2 separate regions of the Homo sapiens genome follow, and region 2 is linked to region 1. A link is a loop called in an ENCODE intact Hi-C map of the cell type or tissue named here. Cell type or tissue: gastrocnemius medialis. All regions are shown on one strand. Each heading gives the region's core, and the rest is flanking DNA. Links, peaks and the distances in the headings are about the cores only. Region 1 has its middle 51 kb from the start of CDON. Region 2 overlaps DDX25 (DEAD-box helicase 25).

Region 1 (5,371 bases), core at 175-5,174:
AGGCCTACCTTGCGTGGGGACTGGGGATTGGGCATGATAAGAAACAGCACATGACAGATGTAGAGGTTGGGAAGGTGGCCTGGGAAGGCCTCTGCAGTGTGGATGCAGAAAACTTGAAGCAGAGTGGCTGGCAACTGCCCAGTCCTGGGCTTCCCAGAATGAAGGGAAGCCAGACCTGGGGGTGGAGAGAGGGGCCAGAAGATGCCCTCATCTCCCATGGAGTCGCCTGTCTGCTCGCGGTGCTTTTTCCAAGCTGCTGGCACAGCTCCCTCGCAGGCTATTATTGTCAACACCCTCCCTGTTGCCTGGTGTCCCCATGGAGGGACACTGCCATTGGCCATGTCTTTGCCACACCCTGTCCTTGCCACATCCCAGAGACCTGGGAGAAAGGACTGGGGATTTGAGGTCCCCAGGCAGCCCATAATGCCGAGAGACCTCACTGCCCCTTAGCTGTCAAGCTCCTCTCTCCTTGGCTTCTCTTCTGTGAATTTGAGACCCCTCTCTGCCATTCTACCTATGTCTTCTCCAAAAGCCTAGGGAAGGAAGGATCTGAGTGATGGAGACCCCTCACTCCCACACACAGGAAACATCAGGATGAGAAGCCCACATCTCTCCTCACTGGTGTCTCCCAAACCCACCTTCTCAAGGGATCTTTAGCCCCCAGCCTAGCAGTAGGTAGCATGGGCTCATTTTGAACCATGAGCCCAGAGCCGGGCTGAGCCCTTTCTCCACTGAAGGCCAATCTCTTGCCTATCCCCTGCCACACAAGTTTCCCATCCATTCTGGAACACCCTTAGTCACAGACTGTCTGTGTGGACTAAGGGGAGGCTTAGGGTGGCAGTAGCTGGACACTGTCTATACCTATGTCACCGAGGGATGCAGGGGCAGCTATTTCCTGGAAGAAGAAAACAGAGAAGCCCAGAGACAGGCGGCGGGGAGACAGAGGCGGAGACCAAAAGCAGCATGACAGAGAGACAGGAGCTGGGGGAAGCAGAGAGGGCCAAATTGACACCACATGGCTGCCGCGCCAGACCCCAGGGCCCAGCAAACAGGCTTCATGCTGTCAGTTGCCATGGTGACAAACATGCAGGAAATATCCAAGATAACTAGAATAGTGGCAATAACATGTGTTCTGGATAAAACCTTCCGCGGCCCCACCCCCTCCAGTGTATTCGTTGCATTACTCAGGATAAACTTGGCTTTTGCACATTCACCTTCCCCGAGAGGCTGGGGCTGCGGGTCCTCGGGTTGTCGGGTGAAAGGCACGGCTGCCCTTGGGAAACGAGTGGACCTGAGGCAGATTTTTGCTCAGGAAAAAAAAGGTGTATTTTGTGCCTCTCACCTCACTCCTGCCTCTCCGAGTCTGGATTTGGGCACCCATATCCTTCTGCTCTGGAACGCGAAGGCCAAGAAGAGTCTGAATTCCTGTTTGAGGTCACATAGCAGGTCTGAGGACAGAGGGGACATCCTGGGAGGTCCTTCAGGAGCCCACAAAGCATCCCAAGGGAGTTCAAGATCCATCAAGAAGCCAAAGCTAACGTGAGGGCGCCTGAGGCCGTGTGCAAAGCTGGACACCCTGGCAGTGCCGGTGCCTCTGCTGGGGCAACACTGCCTCCACTCCCGAAGCAAGGGCAAGGTATCCCGGGGGAAGAGGCAGAGAAGGGAGGGAGGAACAGGGGCGCTTTGGGGCAGGTGACTCTGAGAAAAGGAAGAAAAGGACAAGTTTGGCCTGGTATTCACACAGAAAAGTGACTCCCACACCTGAGAGAATGGAAGGAAGTAAGGGGGACATCTCAGAAGAGAGCAGAGCCTCCTAGAAAGCACCCCCTATTCCCCCAGCTCCTAAAGATTGACAGAGGGTTGGGGGGGGCGGGCGTGCCAAAGTCACCACTAAAGGCCCAGCTGGAAGCCAGCCAAGACAGTTGGTGCCCACCAGACTGTTTGGATTCCCCCTGCACTCTCTGGGTTGCTGGCAGAAAAGATTCCGTGGAAAGGACGCGAGATTTCAAGTCCTGCCACCTACTGCCTGTACAACCTCAGTGAGGCCGGTGACTTCCCAGGGCTTCCATCCTCTGCTGGGTGGAGCTAACACTAACTTATCTCTCCAGGCTGCTAGGCGGAGTAAATGCCACAGGGCACGTGGGAGCACTTGGCACATTGTAAAGCTCTGTGTCCAAGCTGTTGAATGCTGTTGTGACTCAGGCAGAGAGCAGCAGGCAGGCCAGGGAGAGGTTGCAGGCAAAGGTTCATGTGAGGAGACTCTGGTTTTTCTAATGACACTACACCCAGATTTTCCGATCTAAACAACCAGCTTCAGTTGTGATTTCCCATGTTGGAAAGTTTCTGGAAAATGATCCATGATAGAAATGGGTTTGGGAATGGTCCACCTGGACACAGTGGCCCTTACTTGGCTTGGAGCATTCCCCTTGGGAATGCCAGAACCAATTCGTGGCCTAGTGGGACAAAGGGAGCCGTTCTACCCAATGACCCTTGCTCCTGACCCTCTTCAGTGACCACAATCCCAGCCAGCACCCCTCCACCCCCCACCACCAATCGGGAGCATGAGCCAGGTCTGGAAGCGGCCCTTAAATGACCTTTTAGACCCAAGTGAGGTTTCCCAGCTCCCTTGGGAATCTAGGGATCTTACAAACTGAGATGAAACCAGATTAGCTTCCATTTTTGCTGTTGGGAAGAGTGAAATTCACCCCACTCATCCCAAGTTCAAAGCCTTACTTTGGTACCATGTTGCAAGGAATGTGGATGGAGGTGAGACAGAGACAGGTAGGGAAAGCAAGAAATGGCTCAAGCCTTGGTGCTCAGCTTCCCCAGTAACTGCCAAGTGTAGGGAGGGACTGGCTCAGGGAATCCTGTTCCCCAAACCCAGGACCAAGACAAGACCACTGGAGGAGCAAGGAGCTGTCAGCCCCTCACAGGTGGCACACCAGCTGGGCATGCAGGGGAAAAGGCAGACCGAGGCTGGGCCCAGGACCTCCACCATCCTGGCTCCGGGGGAGGACAGCAGGAGGCCTGGTCGGCAGAACACCACCCACCACCTCCCCAGCTGGCTGCCTTCTCTGTATCTGGTTTCACTCTCTCCACACTTATTTGCCACACCAGCAGAAGAGGCAGCTTCAGTGGCAGAAGTCTGGGTGTGTGTGGTGGGGGTGGGGGATGATGGGGGCAGAGGTGGGTGGTGGAGTGATGGGGTAGAAGGAGGACCCAGACAATCCCAGTTGCTTCTCCAAACACTATCAGGAAAGTTCAGAGCAAATAAGAGCTCTAGATGGCTGGAGCCCAGAGGAGGGCCTAGTGCCTGCCTGCACCCTGTCTTCACAATTCCCTAGGGTGTTTGAGAGAAGCAGAGGCAAACTGTCCATTACAGAAAAGCCTTAACCTGAGAAGGGGGAACCCGGTCTCCCTTCCCTACTCCATAGCCCCAGCTGGGACTCCAGCCCAAGCGCCGTGGAAGGTGTGGGCAGAATACAGAGGCACAAAATCTGCCCCAAAGACTTCGGGGTATGGTGTTTCATGGTCCCAGGGTAGGGACATAGTGCCGGCAGCCACTTTTTTTCTGTTTGCCAAGGAGCTTTCTCCCTGGGGATTAACAGGGCCTTCCTGCCACCCCATCTGGCTGGTACAGGAGCCAGAACACCACCCCTGGCTGCCAGCCAGCCTGTGTCGGGGGAGCCAGGGCTCTCTCAGAGACTTACAGACGTGGTGCTGGGGCCTTAGGGCAGGAAGAGGGAGGCAGAGGCCTCTGGGGCCACCCAGCTGGGAAGTCCTGACCCTGAAATTCAGCCAGTCCCTACCTCTGGCCTGTGGCTGAGGGTGGACAGGGAGTCAGGAGGGTCTCTGTTTTGCCTTCCTCCTCTCTCTCTCTCTCTCTCTCTCTGTCTCTCACTCTCTCCTGAAGATAGGGAATATATAACCAATCTATAACCTGGAAGACTGAGGACAGGAGACTAGGAGGCAGTGGACTTCAGTCTTGGTAAGATGTGATCGCCCGTTGGAAAGGCCAAGCCTAACTAAGGGTGGACAAGCTCTTGGACAGGGTAGGAATGGGACTGAGAACCCACTGTCTCCTCCTCATACCACTGCCCACATTTTATCCACTTTCTCTCAGGGACCCCCGAGACCCCGTAGCCAGGAACCCTCCCCCAGCCCCATGAAGGGAAGGAGGGCCCACTGCCCTGTGGGGTAATGAGCAGCTCCACCCTGCTTGGGAGGAGGGTCAGTGAGAGAGCCGCTGGCACATCAAAGAAGGCAGGGCCTGTGTCCCGGAAGGCAGCTCTCAACAGCCAGCAGCACCCATAGAATGGGACCACGCCAGACGGCCCCCAAGACCAATTCTCATCTCACGCTATGTGCCCCCCACCAAACGGCTGTAGCCTGCACTTGTCTGTCCGATCACCCTTCCCTGCACTGTGCTGAGTAAACAAACACAGCACTCAGGCAGCCCTCTGCTGGCAAACACGTCTGACTTAGCAACCGCTCCTAGAATAAATAAACACCACACGCTTACACACACTCAGACACACTTGCTCGTGCTCTTTCCTGGAACCGGGGACTGCTCCCTGTCCCACGTGCGGCTCCCACTGGGCCCCAGCCTCAAACAGGCTACATCAGAGTAGTGCCTGAGACTGTCACCCTTTGCCTGGGTGTGGGGATGAGCTGGGGCCTCAGGTGCACAGAGACCTGGACCCAGGCTTGGAGCTTCCTCAGGCAGCCCACCAGTCCCGGGGGGGGTGGGGGGTGCTCTGTTAGGAGCCACTCATCCTGAGGGGACCACCGGAATGAGACTCTAGACACTTGGAACATTACAGAAGTAAAAAAACCTTCGACATGATCCAGTCACCGGCTCAACCAGCAAAACCTCCCGCAAGCAGGGGGTGACCCGAACCCCAAGGATAGGCCTCACAGAGCCTCACAGATCAGAACTCGGGCCCCAAATCCTTTCCACTTCCCCACAGAGGCCCCCCCTCCCCCCATCCTCTGGATTCTTTTCACAGTTGTGTCCCTTCGGGGCCGGGATAGTTTAAGGGGGAAAACACCACCCAGATGGCAGATTCAGAGATGACAATTGGGCAGTAAAGCCTCCCGCTTAGTCCTGGAAGGACCTTCTCAGCAAGGTCCTGCTGGCCTTTACCCTTCCCTGGGAGCTTCCCAGGAGGTATCCTTGCCCTCTCCTTGGGAAGGGTGGCGTCTTGAGACTGCCAGCCCTGCAGTAAGTGCCAGGTATCCCTAACAAGAAGTCAGATGAAAATGTCAGTTACCTGGAGGCCTGTATTAAATCTAGGGGAACAATACAGGAAAAATCACTTAGGCCAAAGAGACTGGAAGTTACCCCCAGGAATTTGTGTTTAATACGTAA
Region 2 (5,371 bases), core at 82-5,081, 190 kb before region 1:
GAGAGAAAGAGATGAGACTTGAGGTGGCTTGCAGTCTTGAATTGCTTGTACTTTTCCTGTACAATTTGGGCAGTGGGTTTTGAACGTAAGTGTGCTGGACATTGCTGTGGTGACCATCGTAGGAGAGATGAGAGGAGTAGGGGAAGAGAGTGGTGAGAAACCAGTCTGGAAGTTGTTGTAACCACTGAGGCAAGGGCTCAAAAGACCTGACCAGGACAGTAGCCATGAAACGGAGCAGAGCCAGAGCCCCATGACGGGCAAGCGGGTGTGAGACTATGGGGCCTGCTGGGGACTTGGCACAGCAGGAGCAGAGAGGAGAGGGTGGCTCTGTGGGCTTGGTGAGGGCACCTCTCCACCACACACACACATACACACACACACACACACACACACACACACACACGCCTTGTGTATATTTACATTTCTGTAGCATTCTCTATGGACACGCTCATCTAGCATCATAGACATCACAGCATGCAAGCAAACTTCCTAACCAAAGTACCTGTCTCAATTACATAAGCCCTGGTTGGATTTCTAAATTTTCTCTATAAATAGGAATTCCCTTGGCAGACGTGGTACTTGAATGGCCCGTGTACTGAGGAAAGCATTGCAGGACCCTACAGTGTTTTTCCTCTTCTAGGGATTGATGTGAAGCAGGTCACAATTGTTGTGAACTTTGATCTCCCTGTAAAACAAGGAGAGGAGCCGGACTATGAGACCTACCTCCACCGCATAGGGCGGACGGGGCGCTTTGGGAAAAAAGGCCTTGCCTTCAACATGATTGAAGTAGATGAGCTGCCCTCGCTCATGAAAATCCAGGACCACTTTAGTAAGTAGCACCACCCTCACAATATGAACTACAGACCTGCCGGTCTGACAGTGATGATGTGTGCTGGAGAGCTGGAGTCCAGGGGCTCATGAGAGTAGTAGAAGCAGAATGCATGAGCTGGAAGGCTTCTAATTCACAGGACCAGGGTTCTAATATGAGACAGATGATTAAATAATGCTTATATGGTAATTAAAAATTATTTTGATCAAGCAGAATTAATATGAGCTCAGGCCGGGTGTGGCAGCTCACACCTGTAATCCCAGCACTTTGGGAGGCCGAGGTGGTCAGATCATGAGGTCAGGAAATCCAGACCATCCTGGCCAACATGGTAAAACCCCATCTCTACTAACAATACAAAAATTAGCTGGGCGTGGTGGCACATGCCTGTAGTCTCAGCTGCTGGAGAGGCTGAGGCAGGAGAATCGCTTGAACCCAGGAGGCGGAGGTTGCAGTGAGCTGAGGTCGCACAACTGCACTCCAGCCTGGCGAAAGAGTGAGACTGCGTCTCAAAAAAATAAAATTTGAGCTCAGATTTACATGTTATAACTCATTCTGGAGTCAGAATTTCACATCTTGTGAAGGCAGAGCAGATTACAGAAGCAGATTTTCGTATCTTATAAAGAAATTCCCTAAGCAAAGTAGTAACATCCTTTAAGATTCTCTTCAGTTCTCCTCTTTTACTTACGCTTTTTCCCTCCTCTTGCCCACCCTCCCAAACAGGAAAGTCCTAAATTCTGAAGTCCGCGACCTTTCCTCCAGCCCCCCATCTAAACAAGGCAGGCTCTGATGATGGCCTGCTGGAACTCTGGACTGGCAGATTTCTCTGATGGAAACTCAAAAGGTCCCATGGTTCAAATTGTCCTGTGCCCCAAAGCCCATGGATGTGGCTGGGGAGCAGGGGAGAAGGAACACCTTCCAGGACAGTGGTACTTAACCTTGTAGAAAGCAATAAGCGCTGTCCCCAGGGAAGTGCACACAGGCACACACATGCCATTTGGAATATAATTTTCACAGGTTGGCAGACTGAGTGTAGCACATCCACCGACCTTTCAGGGAAGTAGGTTAAGTGCCCCTGTGTTAGGCTAACTGGGGAGGACAGGGTGAGGAAGATGTGTTAAGGCCACTGTCGCTATGGTGAGCTTCTAAGGCCCTGGTCTCAGGAAGTGACTGCAGTAGAAGAGCCTCAGTCCCTCCCAGGCTCTCCTCACTTCCACTCTGGCCTTCTCTGCCCCAGCGTATCTAGATACATACATTCCATGGTCTGGTGCATTTGATGCTGTTTGAGTTAGTATTGGTCAGTGATTTTGGCACCCTTCCTTCCTTATGTTCCTATACCAAGGCTTTTTATACGAGGTATCACTGTCTTCAGAAATATGGATGGAATGAAGTTCCATTTAGACCCTGACATGAGACTAGTTCTGTTCTCTTTTGTTCTTTTAGACAGCAGTATTAAGCAACTCAACGCTGAAGACATGGATGAAATTGAAAAGATTGACTATTGAAGAAAGAACTTTATTGTTTGTGCAGTATCCTAGTTTATGTGAGAATGTCTCAGTGGGTTTTGAAGGTAATTTTTTTATGTTGAGGCTTTTTCGACGTGAAACTGTCACAGATGGCAAAATAAATGTCACGGTACTTAGTTTTAAGACATGAGGTCTTTTTGAAGCCAAATTGATGTGAAGCTTGTGATCCTTTTGAATAAAAAAAAGGCAAGATTATTTCTTATTCTAATCTTTGTACAGGTAATGTCTCAATGTGGGCTATGGGGGTGTTTTTGGATTTGGTTGATACAATCTGAGCAGATCGTGCCTCTTGGGAGCATCTTACTGTGTCACAAGAGGGCGGTAGAGCTTCGCTGATTTTGGAAGCGGAGCGAGTAGGAAAAAGCCCATGTCTTCAGACCTCACTCACAGGTGCCCTTTCCAGCCATTTATGCCTTTCCCCGCTCCCCGCCTTAAACTCCCCCATGCATGCACATGCATGTTCTTAAGTGAAAGTACAGATTAAAACTTTTAAAAAGTGAAACCATTTGAAAGAAAGAGTATTTTACTTCTTTAATGTTTCAAGGGACATACAGAATTTCAGAGTATTTTTCTATTTTGCTTCTCTTCAAATTAAAGATTTACTCCCTCATCAGTTATTTCATAGTCTCTAAAAGTGTGGCTGTATTATGGGCATTTCTTAAAAGCAGTCGGGAGGGTAAAAAAAAAACCCACATACCCTATTAAAGAAGTAACATTTTAGAGAGCAAAAGTTTTTTGCTTTTAAGAATTTAAAGGTATGTCAGAATCCTGGACATTTTCCCACAAGACCCATTGAGATACTTTTTAATTTTTCATATTTCCTACTCAAAAGTAAAGTGTAGTGAGCTTGAGAAGATGGGGTAAATGGAGAGTCCCCCAGAAAGCCGGAGCGGATCTTGTAACCAGAGCGCCGGTACCAGCTCTGTCACGGCACCAAACTGCACCAGTGGCTGCAGTGAGTGGCCCTGTCATCGGTGGCATGGTGGTTCCTGGCATATCTATTTTGATATCCCTCTTCCATGTCACCCTGCCCATGTTTTCTCCCGGAGAGCAGGGCTCAGAAATACATAAAAATCATCACGTGGCTGGGCACAGTGGCTCACACCTGTAATCCTAGCACTTTGGGAGGCCAAGGAGGGCGGATCACGAGGTCAGGAGTTAAGACCAGCCTTACCAACATGGTGAAACCCCTTCTCTACTAAAAATATAAAAATTAGCTGGGCGTGGTGGTACGCGTGCCTGTAATCCCAGCTACTCAGGAGGCTGAGGCAGGAGAATCACTTGAACCCAGGAGGCCGAGATTGCAGTGAGCCGAGATCGTGCCACTGCATTCCAGCCTGGGCGACAGAGTGAGACTCTATCTCAAAAAAAACGCGCTCCCCTCCCTCATTTAGCAACAGATATTTATTGTATACCCTTTATGCCAAACACCAGGGAAAAGGAGGTGAGTGAGATACAACAGCCATGTTGGAATTCAGAGCCTAATGGCAGAGACCTAGAATAAGCCAGCATGATAACAGACTGTGCTAAAGCAAGCGGGCCCAGATCACTAGTGTAGCACAGAGGAGGGACCCTAACACCATCTAGGCTGGCTCCCAGAGGAGAGGACACTCAGGATCTCCTACAGGAGAGCAGGATGTATTCAACTGTGCCTTCTCAGCATGGACTTTGTACCACCCAGCAACTTTCTAACCTGAGTCTACGAGAGGAAGTGTTCCAGACCCAGCTTACCATAATTACCTGGAGAGCCCGGGGAAAAAAATACAGATTTCCTTCCCCATGCAGATGAAAGCAGACTCTCCGAGGGCAGAGCCCAGAAATACCCACTTCCATAAGGGAGCCGCAAGTGCAGGTAGAGCAGTGGTAACGAAGATGGCCGTCCCAGCGGGAGACCCTCAGGCAGAGAGGCCCTTGGGGACAGAACTTGTAACACATGGAACTCCTGCTGCTCGGTGTCCATCCTGGTTCTCCTTATCCTACATCTGCCCTTCTCTCTGGACTGGAAGCTGGTGATCACTCTTGTCCACTCAATACCCCTAACACAGTGCCCAGTGCATTCTAAGTGCCCAAGGAACCTTTGTCTTTGTTGAGTAAATTTTTTTTTCTTTTGCCACTTCCTCATTCACTAATAATTTTTTTTTAGGTTTTCCATCCTAGTTTTGAACCCCAATTACATGGCACAGGATGAATGAGCATGAGAAGTGTATCCAGATACTTTGTTCTCTTACTATTCGAGAATCGAGTTGGACCTTCCACCGTGCTCAGCTCCGCCTTGGGGTGTCCTAAATAAAACTTTACCACTTTCCTTTACAGTTCAAATCTCTGGTAAGATCTCCGCCAGTTACCCTCACAAATGTCCTCAGTAATTTTTGTTTGGCAGCTGTTCCCACAGGTCTGCATGAACCAGGTATTTTTCTGCGTTCCCTTTTGCCCCCTCCTCACGTCCCTTTGTCTCACCACCTAGGAGGCAGCAAAGCCATCCTGTGTCACAGCTGCATTAACACGAACTGGCTAGTTTGGTGAGTCAACAATCCAAAGGCTGTTTTTTGCAGGGTGCAGCTCCTGTCAGAGCTGTAAGCAATTTTCCCGTCTTCCTGCATGGCCTGGCCAAGGTCATCTCTCTCAGTGCCTGCCTGAGGACAGAGTAGATAGAGAGGCAAGGAAACACCAGGTGATTTCAGTGCAACTGTGAGCTGGGTTCATCAGCTGTATGTTTCTTGGCACCAAATACTAAACCAAATCCGTTAAGTTTATCTTGGCCAGCTTAATACTGTTAGCATATTGAAATTCATGATTACGTAGAGCAGGACTGTGATTTCCAGTGGGTAAGTGAACACCTCGCATGGAACACGGCTGCTATGATGTTAGGTGCTGGATCTAAGGCAACCATTAATAATAGGAAAGGCAAATAAGTTGGTCATAGTCTGGTAGGATGTGTGACAGCCGCTTTTCAAGAGACATTATTGCTTTTGGTCATGAGAAAGTGTTGATCCTCCTCAGCAAAGCTCGGTCACCATGA

The links. Hi-C counts contacts between places; a loop is a spot of excess contacts. Peaks named below come from ENCODE experiments on the same cell type or tissue, not always from the same donor. Only the 100,000 strongest peaks of a DNase experiment are listed, where the experiment ranks them.
Region 2: it touches region 1 in a loop (2.6-fold over the local background); 5 of 110 quality-filtered maps call a loop at or near these places.

What each region holds. Positions count from the first base shown.
Region 1 is chr11:126,111,637-126,117,007 of GRCh38, forward strand. No RefSeq gene overlaps it. Among named protein-coding and RNA genes, the nearest start is that of CDON, 51 kb to the left of the region's middle. In gastrocnemius medialis, for the core only: a CTCF peak has its summit at 4,468 (motif pointing left); DNase peaks (open chromatin) are centred at 315, 2,145, 3,665 and 4,475; H3K27ac peaks cover 4,041 bases.
Region 2 is chr11:125,920,551-125,925,921 of GRCh38, forward strand. DDX25 (DEAD-box helicase 25) reads left to right here. Exons shown (of 12, transcript NM_013264.5): 11 at 641-829; 12 at 2,270-5,371. The coding sequence ends at 2,331. It overlaps DDX25-AS1 (DDX25 antisense RNA 1), which reads right to left. Exons shown (of 4, transcript NR_199024.1): 4 at 2,869-4,985. Among named protein-coding and RNA genes, the nearest start is that of DDX25-AS1, 16 kb to the right of the region's middle. In gastrocnemius medialis, for the core only: a CTCF peak has its summit at 2,662 (motif pointing right); a DNase peak (open chromatin) is centred at 2,676.